Regions from separate parts of the Homo sapiens genome. Here region 2 is linked to region 1. Evidence: chromatin contacts called from ENCODE Hi-C or POLR2A ChIA-PET data. All regions are on one chromosome and are shown on one strand. Each heading gives the region's core, a stretch centred on a gene start or an enhancer-like site at or near the end of the contact. The rest is flanking DNA. Distances are from core to core; before and after follow the strand shown. Region 1 overlaps PHTF2 (putative homeodomain transcription factor 2). Region 2 overlaps PHTF2 (putative homeodomain transcription factor 2).

Region 1 (5,886 bases), core at 2,069-4,568:
ACCCACCTGGCTAATTTTTTAAAGTTATTTTTGACTGGGCATGGTGGCTCCCGCCTGTATTCCCAGCACTTTCGGAGGCTGAGGCAGGCAGATCACTTGAGGTCAGGAGTTTAAGACCAGCCTGGCCAACATGGTGAAACCCCATCTCTACTAAAAATAGAAAAATTAGATTTCTTGCTTTTTATTTTTTGTGTATCTGTTGTAGGTTTTTTGATTTGAGGTTATCATGAGGCTTGTGAGTAACATCTCATAACCCATTGTTTTAAACTGATGACAACTTAATACCGATTGCAAAAACTAACAAGCAAATGCCCCTTGCTTTTTAACTTTTTGTTGTTTCTATTTATATCTTTTTATACTGTCTTTATCTTAAAAAGTTGTTGTAGTTGTTAGTTTTAATACGTTCATCTTTTAGTCTTTCTACTCAATATGTGAGTGGTTTATATATCACAAATACAGTGTTACAATATTCTGTGTTTGTCTGTGTACTTAACTATTACCAGTGTGTTTTGTACCTTCAGATGTTTCTTATTGCTTTTTAACCTCCTTTCAGATTGAAGAACTCCCTTTAGCATTTCTTGAAGGACAGATCTGGTGTTGATGAAATCTCTCACCTTTTGTTTGTCTAGGAAAGTATTTTTCCTTCATGTTTGAAAGATATTTTTCCTGGATATACTATTAAAGGATAAAAGTTTTTTTCCGTCAGCACTTTAAATATGTCATGCCACTCTCTCCTGGCCTGTAAGGTTTCCACTGAGAAGTCTGCTGCCAGATGTATTGGAGCTCCATTGCATGTTGTTTCTTTTCTTTTGCCAGTTTTAGGCTCCTTTCTTTATTCTTGACCTTCAGGAGTTTGATTATTAAATGCCTTGAGGTAGTCTTCTTTGGGTTACATCTGCTTGTTGTTCTACGACCTTCTTATACTTGAATATTGATATCTTTCTCTAGATTTGTTATTATCTCTTTGAGTAAACTTTTTACCCCAATATCTCTCTCTCTGCCTCCTTTTTAAAGTCAGTAACTCTTAGATTTGCCTTTTTGAGGGTATTTTCTAGATCTTATAGCCATGCTTCATTCTTTTTTATTCTTTTTTCTTTTGTCTCTTCTGACTGTATTTTCAAATAGTGTGCTCACTAATTCTTTTTTCTGCTTGATCAGTTCTGCTGTTGACAGACTTTGATGTTTTCTTCAGTATGTCAGTTGAATTTTTCAGCTCTGGAATTTTTTTTTTTTTGAGACAGAGTCTTGCTCTGTTGCCCAGGCTGGAGTGCAGTGGTGTGATCTCAGCTCATTGCAGCCTCTGCCTCCTTGGTTCAAGCAATTCTCGTGCCTCAGCCTCTTGAGTAGCTGGGACTACAGGTGTGCACCACCATGCCCAGCTAATTTTTTGTATTTTAGTAGAGACAGGGTTTCAACATGTTGCCCCGGCTGGTCTCAAACTTCTGAGCTCAAGCAATTCGCCTACCTCGGCCTCCCAAAGTGTTGGGATTACAGGTATGAGCCACCGTGCCTGGCCACTCAGCTCTAGATTTTTTTTTCTCTCTCTCTCTTTCTTTTTTTTAAAGTCAACCAGTATATCTTGAAGCCCCAGAATTTGATTAACATTTTAAAATTATTTCAATCTTATTGTTAAATTTTTCTAATAGGATTCCAAATTCCTTCTCTCTTTTATCTTGAATTTCATTGAGCTTCCTCAAAATAGCTATTTTGAATTATCTGTCTTCATGGTCTCATACCTTTGTTACTCGGGAATTGGTCACTGGTGCCTTATTTAGTTCATTTGGTGAGGTCATGTTTTCCTGGATGGTCTTGATGTTTGTGGGTGTTCATTGATGTTTGGACATTGAAGAGTTAGGTATTTATTGTATTCTTTGTATCCTGGGTTTGTTTGTACCTATCCTTCTTGGGAAGGATTTCCAAGTATTCAAAGGGAATTTAGTTTTGTGATCTAAATCTTTGGTCACTGCAGCCATGTCTGCATCAGGGGGCAACCCAAGCTTGGTAATGCTGTGACTCTTGCAAACTTGTGCAGGTACTGCTTTGGTTGTCTTCAGTAAGAACTGGGAAGACTCCCTGGATTGTCAGGGAGAGTCTCTTCCTTTCCTTTAGTTTTCACCAAACAAATGGAGTCTCTCTGTCTGCTGAGCTGCCTGGAGCTGGGGGAAGGGTGATGCATGCACCCCTTTGGCTACCACTACTAGGACTGTGCAGGTTAGACCTGAAGCCAATATGGCACTGTGTCTTGCCCAAGGCCTACAGCGACTACTACCTGGGCTATCAGTAACATTCACTCAAGGCCCAAGAGCTCTTCAGTCAGCAGGTAGTAAATCCAGCTAGGCTTGCGTCCTTCCCTCCAGAGCATCAAGCTCCCCTGCCCTACTCCCCGTACCCCCCAACCCCAGCCCAGGGCAGGTACAGAAATGCCATCCAGGAGCCAGAGCCTGGAGTCAGGAATCTTAGAAATCTACTCCATGCTGTATTCTGCTGCAGTTGTGTTGGCACCCAAGCCACAAGACAAAGTTTTTTGCACTCTTCTTTCTCCTTTGCTCATGTAGGAGTTTCTCTCTGTGGCCACCACCGCCCCAGGCCCACAGCAAGTACTGCCTGGCTACTGCCAGTGTTCACTCAAGGACCAAGGGCTCTTCATTCAGTGTTTGGTGAGTAATGCCAGGCCTGTTCTCTCTGTTCAGGGCAGCAGGCTTTGCTCTGGCCCATGCTGGGTCCAGAAATGCTGACCAGGACCCAAGGCCTGGAATCAAGGAACCCAGGAGCCTGCCTGGTGTTCTACCCTACTGTGGCTGAGCTGGTGCCCAAGCTGCAAGACGAAGTCCCCCTTTCTCTTCCTTAAGCAGAAGGAATCACTCTTTGTAGCCATCACAGCTGAGAATGTGCTGGGTCACACCCAAAGCCAGCAGGACCCTGGGTCTCACCCAAGACCTGCAGTGAGTACCGCCTGGGTACCACTTATGTGTATTCAAGACCCAAGGGGTCTTTAGTCAGCAGGTGATGAATCATGCCATGGCTGCGTCCTTCTCTTCAAGGCAGTGGGTTCCCTTCTGTCCCAGGGTGTCTAGAAGTGTTGTCTGAGAGCTACAGCCTCGAATGGGCACTTCAGGACTCTGCCCAGTGCCCTATTCTGTTGTGGCTCACCTGCTATCCAAGTTCCAAGACAAAGTCTTCTTAGTCCTCCTTACTCTTCACTCTCCTCTCCCCAAATGGAAGGAAGGAGTCTCTCCCAGAGCTGTGAGCTGCACTCCCTGGAGTTGGAGAAGGAGTGGTGCAAGCATTCTCTTGGCTGCCCCAGCTGCTATCTCACTGGGTTGCATGCACGCCAAGTCCACTGGCTCTGAGCCCAGCACAGTACCAGGACTTGCCTAAGAATTGCAGTCCTTGTGGCCTAGAGTGCCTTTCAAGTTTATTTAGGGCCACAGAAGGCGGTAACCTGTGGTGGTAGGGCTAGCCGGAACGCAGTTTCTGACTGCTTGGCTGGATGATACCCCTCTGCCTAGGACTGGTCTAAATGCTCCCTCCAGGGGCACCAGCTGAATTCTGCCCCATGTTGCTTTCCACTGTGACAGGGCAGCACCGAGTTCCAATGCAAAGTCTCATAATCACTACACTTTCTGTCCCCCAAGCACGTTGATATACTCTGTCCACACCACGTGGCTGCTGCTGGGAATGTGGGAGGGGTGGTGTTGACAATTCAAGACTGTCTTTCCTACCCTTTTCAGTGTGTCTTTCCTTGATAAGGGTTAAAACAAAGTACTTTGTTTACTCACCTGATTTTTGGTTTTTATAGAGGTGCTTTCTTGTGTAGTTTGTTCAATTTGGTGTTTCTTCTGGTAGCATGATTGCTAGAGGTTTGTATTTGACCATCTTGCTCCAATAACCTAAATATGATTTCTTGAAAGTTTTTTTTACCAGGTGTGATGTTGCACACCTATAGTGTGCACACCCAGCTACTTACAAAGCTGAGGCATTGATTGAGTCCAACATTTTGAGTCCAGGTTGGGCAGCATAACAAGACCCTCATCTCTAAAAAATAAAAATAAATGTTTAAGTGGTTTATAAATTGTCAATAAATATGAAGTACAGTCAGCCCTCCAGGTCTGTGGGCTCCACATCTGTGGATTCAAGCAACTGTGAATCAAAAATAAATTTTTAAAAATTTTTACTTATTTATTTATTTATTTTTAGAGACAGTGCCTTGCTCTGTCTCCCAGGCTAGAGTACAGTGGTGTGCTCATATCTCACTGTAACCTAGAACTTCTGGACTCAAATGATCCTCCCACATCAGCCTCCCAAGTAGCTGGGACTACAGGCACGCACCACCACACCCAGATCATTTTTTAATTTTTTGTAAAGATGGGGTCTTGCTATATTCCCCAGGCTGGTCTTGAACTCCTAGGCTCGAAGTCCTGGGATTACAGGTGTGAGCTACCATACCTGGCTTAAAAGTATTTTTTAAAAATGGGTGGTTTTGTTTGTACTGAGCATGTGCAGACTTTTTTTTCCTTGCCGTTATTCCCTAAACAATACAGTATAACAACTATTTACAGAACAGTTATAATGTATTAGGTATTATAAATAATCTAGAGATTATATAAAGTATATGAGAGGATGTGCATATGTTATATGCACATATTACACCATCTTCTATAAGGGACTTGAGCATTCATGGATTTTGATATCTGCAAGTGTTCCTGGCACTAATCCCCCACAGATACTGAGGGATGACTTTATCACTCTTAAAAATAATAATAGTAATTATCTTATGACTTGCAATATAACAGATGACAAATTAGAGTATCTTTCAGTACTTAAGAATATCTCTAATGACCATGTTTTTGCTACTAATACTCTTCCTTTGATCTGGCCAAACTGGTGGGTATGTGGTTAAGGCAAGGCCAGAGATGGTTCTTCATCCCCTTGGCCACAGTGATCAGTCCAGGTATGCGCAGTGACCTAAGCTGTCCTTTCATAAACTTTTCAAAAATTAGAGCTGATAGGAAAGACTCTTGCTTCTTTCATGGGGGAGTTAACAAGGATGAAAGTCTGGAGCTACCTCTAGATGTGTTACTGTATTGGAGAAAGTTGTGGAAAGAAGGAGGAAATGAGATAGCCCCAGAGGTCATGAATAGGAAAAAGAGACAACCACAGGCCATCATGGTACTCTGGTCTTTGGATTCTCTCTACCCTGAGATTAGCTTTGCCCCAAGCTTTGAGTAGTTCAGCCATTATCCGCTAAGGAATTCTCCCTTTGTTGAAGCTAGTTTGAATTGGATTTTTTTTAAGAGCCCTGACTAAAACATGGAAGGAGTATGTATATACAAACACGTATTAATTTTTAAAGAAGTAACAGTATATATTCAGAAAATCACATGAAATATAAATCAGCCTGATGAATTTTTACCAGCTGAACACCTGTGTAAAATATGGCTCAGATCAAAAACCTTCCGTCACAACCATCTGATGGTAACCACCATATGAGGCAGTGTATCTTAGTAGTTAACAAGAACACAGGTTTTGGGTTTTAGAAAGCAGAGATTTGAATCCTTGTTCTTGAGAGTCTGTATAACTTTGGATAAGTTGCCTAATTTCTCTGAATTCCACTTTGTTCATGTATATAAAGGGATAACACTGTCTTTTATATTTATTTAAGGATTAATTATTGTTACATGGGTCAGCTGTCAACCCAGAGTTATTGCTTTATATTCCTTAAACTTATCAGAGTACTTTATTTCATGGATTAAAAAAATTCTCATGAGGCTTAAAATTTCTTGTAAATGAAAAATCTGAAATACTAGACTTCTAATATCCAAAGGTAGAAAAGTGGGTATTTAGTTGGTGTTTGTTGTCTAACATGCATACAGCAAAATCATGATT
Region 2 (5,233 bases), core at 200-2,699, 48 kb after region 1:
CTGTCCTTATACTTTATCAAAATTCTGTATACCGTGCACTCTGCTAGGTGCTTTCTAGATTCTCATTTCATTCTCACATCAACCTGATGAAGTACAGGGACTGTTACTATGCTTCGCTTATAGACGTGGGACCTGAAAGACCTGAGTGCCCAACGCCACATAGTCATCAAGTATGGTAGAGCCCAGATTCAATTCTAAGCATTCTGATCCCAGAACCACACACTTAACCGCTCTTATGGTGCCTCCTAAAACAACATTCTAGTGCATAGTCTTAGCAGCAGTATATAACACAACATGTATAACATTGTAGAGCATTTAGAAACTAAAGAAGAAACTATTCATATTCCATCACGTGAACAAAGCCGTTATTTTCATTTGGTTCATGTCCTTTCAGTCTTTTTAATATGTGATTAAAAAAAAAAACCATGATTACAATCCTGAATGATTATTTAAATTTGTTTTATCAACAGATTCTAAGAGATACTTTTTAAATAAATGAAAATATAATAAAAACTGCAGACTGTTATTTAGATAAAGTTGTTTCTTCTAAGCCAGGTTACATCTTATATACATAAAAGGGTGTGGACTATGATAATTTTGTGGTTTGTTGTTATTAGAATGTGTGTATGTGTTTTCTGATTAAAGATATAATAATATTTTCATGGCAGGAAATTTGGAAAATGTAGAAAAAGCTAAAGAAAAAAAGAACTACCCATCATCTTGCCTTTAAATTTATAATACTTTTTAAATAGTTGAGATTATTTTATATGAACAGCTACATTTTTTTTTACCTAATGTCATAATATCAAAGTCTTTGTAAATATAACTTCTAAGTTACTAGAAAATATCTTGTCCTACTTCAATATTGGGCAGTTAAGCTGATTGCTATTTTTTGCTATTATAATTACTGCTGAAGTGATCATATTTGCTTATCAGTATTTTCTAGTTATAGTGATCATAATTTTTATCATTTTCTTGTTTTCTTCTCAAAAGGACTTAAGAGAGCTTAATTTAAGTATAGTTATCTTCAAAGGTTTTCTGGCTTACCTAGATGAGAAAACTTTATTTGAATGTGGTCAGAAATTGCAATAGTTTATTAGAGTAATTCAGTACCATTGATTGTACATCACAGTGCATTGTGCTTTTTAAGATATTGCTGCTTTCTAGTATTCCACGACAAACAAGTTTCCAATGTAACTAAAAGTTCACTGACATTGTATAATTATATTGTGTCTGAAATTTACTTACTGGTTCCTCTAAGTTAAATAGGGAACACGGGTTAGATTGGGCATTAAATGAGATATTTTTAAGTTCAGAATCCAAGTTTAATCATAAGGCCCTTATGATGAACACTAAACATTCTCCTAGTAAAGCTTAGTTAGAGAAATGACTTAACCTTCTTAAAGTCACACAGCTAGTGCCAAAGTCATGATGTGACTCTGATGACCCTCGGCAGGCTGCCATTACCTTTGAAAACCACTGTATGTCTGTCTCCATTGCAGCACCCTGTGGAAAAGCAGGGTGCTGCAGTGCTCTGAGTTATGTCCTCATTCTTGTTCGCACTTCTTGAAAGGCAGAAAGAATCAAATGCAGTCAGATTTGGTTTTATATAACTATGTATAGTTTTTTTTATTTCAATTACATGCTTTTTAAGTATCTCAGCTATGTATTCTCAGCTCTATCCCCATTTCTGCATGTCTTGGTTGCCTAGTTTCTTGCCAAGATTACTGCCAGGAAACCTCATATCATCTTCTACTTTCTGTCCATTTACCTATTAAATGACAAATTCAAACCAGCTGCTTAAGATCTAAATTTCTTCACTAGTTATCATTGCTTTCAAGATGCAATCTGAGTTTTCAAATCCCTCCTTGAATTTCTATCCCACCTTAACCAGGCTAAACTAGCTCTTTGCTGTTTCTTAAACATTCCATGCTTTTTTGCCTATGTGTCTTTGGACATGCAACTCCCTTTGCGTGGGGTAGCCCTTTTCCCTTTTGTTTAGTCAATCCTCTATGTTCTCTCAAATTTAGATTAGACATCAGACATCACTTTCTTGAAGAATCCTTTCGTAACTCCCCAATGTAGTTACATATCTTTCTTATGTATATTATAGCAGTTAATCATAAGTGTTATATTAGTCACCTTGGGCTACCATAACAAAATACCACAGATTGGGTGGCTTATACAACAAAATTTATTTTTTCACCATTCTGAGGGGTGGAAGTGCAAGAGTGAGGCAATGTCAGAGTTGGTGTCTGATGAGGCTTCTCTGACTTGTAGATGTCCACCTTCTTGCTGTGTCTTCACAGGGCCTTTCTTGTGTGTGTGAGTGGAGAGAGAGAGTACTCTGGTATCTCTGCCTCTTCATATAAAGACAAGAGTCGTATCAGTTTAAGGCCTTACACTTACGAATCTGTTTAACCTTTACTACCTCCTTATAGGCCCTGTCTCCAAACGTAGTCACATTGTGGGTTAGGGCTTCATTCAGCATATGCATTTGTGTGGGGAGGATGAAAGGAGCACAGTTTAGTTCATAACAGGTATTTTCATTGTTTCTTTATATGTCTCTTCTTTCCTGTAAACCAAGCTTGTCCAACCCATGGCCCATAGGCCACATGCAGCCCAGGATGGCTTTGAATGTGGCCCAACCCAGGTTCATAAACTTTCTTAAAACCTTATGAGATTTTTTTTAATTTTTTTAAAGCTTATCAGCTATCGTTAGTGTTAGTGTATTTTATGTGTGGCCCCAGACATTTCTTCTTGCAGTGAGGCCCAGGGAAGCCAAAAGATTGGATACCCCTGGTCTAAACCAAGGGATAGGGAGCGGAGACTGTGTCTTGTCTTTTTTTCTGCATTGCCTAATTGCCACTGAATCTTAAAGATTAACAGTCCTAAAAATGGAAGATAATATTCCATTCTATTCTATTCTGTTTTTTAGACATAGGGTTTTGCTTTGTTGCTCAGGCTGGAGTGCAGTGGTGCGATCATAGTTCACTGCAGCCTTGAACTCCCGGGCACAAACAATCCTCCAGCCTCAGCCTCCCAACTAGCTAGGACTATAGGAGCACGCCACCATGCCCAGCTAATTATTTTTATTTTTATTTTTGTAGAGATGGGGTCTTAATATGTTGCCCAGGCTGGTCTTGAACTCTTGACCTCAAGTAATCCTCCCACTTCACCCTCTTAAAGTGCTGGGATTACAGTTGTCAGCCACCACAGTTTCTCTCTGTTGCTCAGGCTGGAGTGCGGTGGTGCAGTCATGGCTCGCTGCAGCCTCAACCTCCAAGGCTCAATCATTCCTCCTACCTCTACCTCCATAGCTGGAACTACAGGCATGCACTGCCATTCCCAGCTAATTTTTGAAATTTTTTTGTAGAGGCAGGGTTTCGCCTTGTTGCCCAGGCTGGTGTCAAACTCCTGGGCTAAAGCAGTCCACCCGCCTCAGCCTGTCAGAGTGCTGGGATTACAGGTGTGAGCCATTGCATCCAGCCTACTCCTAGAGTTCCCCTTGCCCAGTACGTGAAGTCCTGCCTTTGAAATATTTGTGCCCAACAACATTCTGTCTTAGTTGATCTCCAGCAGAAATCTCTAGCAGCACTGTCTAGTTCGTAGGACTTCATTAAATGCTCAAAAAGTATAACTCAGCATTATATAAAATAAGTGAATGTTTTCTCTATATATCTTCTTTTTTTTTGAGACGGAGTCTCGCTCTGTTGCCCAGGCTGGAGTGCATGATCTCAGCATGATCTCGGTTCACTGCAACCTCCACCTCCCAGGTTCAAGCAGTTCTTCTGCCTCAGCCTCCCGAGTAGCTGGGACTACAGGCGTGTGCCACTAAGCCCAGCTAATTTTTGTATTTTTAGCAGAGATGGGGTTTCTCCATATTGGCCAGGCTGGTCTCAAACTCCTGACCTCGTGTTCTGCCGGCCTCAGCCTTCCAAAGTGCTGAGATTACAGGCAGGAGCTACCACGCCCGGCTCTCCATATATCTTCTAAACCTTAACTTGAGAGGAAAACAAAAAGGGGAAGTGATACCAGAGTTACGGAGGAAAAGCTACTGTCTCAGGAACTGAGACCATGGGAGGGACATGATCACTTTTAGAAAGATACAGTCAGAAGAAAGAAGGAAAAAGAGAGGAAGAAAGTGGCTCCTCCTCCTTTTTCTAATGCCTTGTCGTCAGAATTTCACAGTATGTAATAACTTCCTGTTAAGATATACAGAAAATATAATTTGTATGCTCCCAGCCCTAGGATTACAGAGAATGGTGATCACAGGGCTGAAAGAGTTCAGATAAATAACCAGCAACAGGTTATATAAAACCTAAAGTTTTAAAAGATGTTCTCCTTTGTGTCTGAAACTCTGAACTTCTTAAGTAAGCATTTGTACTTGCCCCTTTTAAAATTAGAGTTAATGGCACGGTGAAACCCCATCTCTACTAAAAATACAAAAAATTAGCCAAGCGTGGTGGCGGGCACCTGTAGTCCCAGCCACTCGGGAGCCTGAGGCAGGAGAATGGCGTGAACCTGGGAGGCGGAGCTTGCAGTGAGCCGAGATCGCACCACTGCACTCCAGCCTGGGCAGCAGAGCGAGACTCCGTCTCAAGAAAAATTAAGAGTTAATGGTAGCTAAAAAAAAAAAAAAAAAAGCTACTATTCACCAATGTTAAGTATACATTTACGGTGTATAAGCAGCTTTTCAAAATGTTTTACATGCACTACCTCACCTAAAACCTATTATAGTGCCTATGTACTGTATGTATGCTGTGTACTATGTAGATACACAGAAGATTAAACCAAGGCTCAAAAACATTAAAGAACTTGATAAAAGTCACATTAGAATTCATATTAAAAACAAAAAAGACTCTCTGCTTTTCAAAATTCCAGACTGTTATGGAATAACTAGAGAATTTGGGTTAAATTCCAGGGTAATTCATAACGATGATTGGCATTTTAAATTTTTTTTTCTTATTACTTACAGTTACATACAGCTGAAATTTGTTTTCATGATACTCTTTAAGTATATTAAAGTGTATTAGCAGATTAAGTGATGTTTTAAGCGTTTGGTATATTGGACCAGGATTCTTTGAGTTGCAGGTGGCAGAAACTAAATGCAAACTAGCTTTTACAAGAAGTTGGTTTTTTTGGTCGTTAATTTTACTGTTTATCATAAAAGCTAAACAAAAAAAACCCAGGAAACTAGATAGAATAGTACAACAGCTGGGGTGGCCATATG

Evidence for each region. Hi-C counts contacts between places; a loop is a spot of excess contacts on that map. ChIA-PET counts read pairs that join two places held with the same protein, here RNA polymerase II (POLR2A). Pooled maps may share reads with other maps.
Region 2: a loop to region 1 is called in a map of B cell, with 2.3 times the contacts of the local background. The contact joins two enhancer-like sites. A Hi-C loop is called at or near these places in 2 of 168 maps with a recorded cell type or tissue (B cell and posterior vena cava), 6 of 37 single-sample maps with no recorded cell type and 7 of 50 pooled maps. POLR2A ChIA-PET finds 5 or more read pairs at or near these places in 11 of 52 experiments (A673, AG04449, H1 and 8 more).

What each region holds. Positions count from the first base shown.
Region 1 is chr7:77,852,178-77,858,063 of GRCh38, forward strand. All of the region lies in intron 2 of PHTF2 (putative homeodomain transcription factor 2), which reads left to right. Among named protein-coding and RNA genes, the nearest start is that of PHTF2, 56 kb to the left of the region's middle. Within about 2 kb of position 3,319, at least 2 of the 41 ENCODE cell types and tissues checked have a DNase peak (open chromatin) inside an H3K27ac peak, as active enhancers do.
Region 2 is chr7:77,902,307-77,907,539 of GRCh38, forward strand. The region is part of intron 6 of PHTF2 (putative homeodomain transcription factor 2); the gene reads left to right. Among named protein-coding and RNA genes, the nearest start is that of DDX3ILA1, 85 kb to the right of the region's middle. Within about 2 kb of position 1,450, at least 2 of the 41 ENCODE cell types and tissues checked have a DNase peak (open chromatin) inside an H3K27ac peak, as active enhancers do.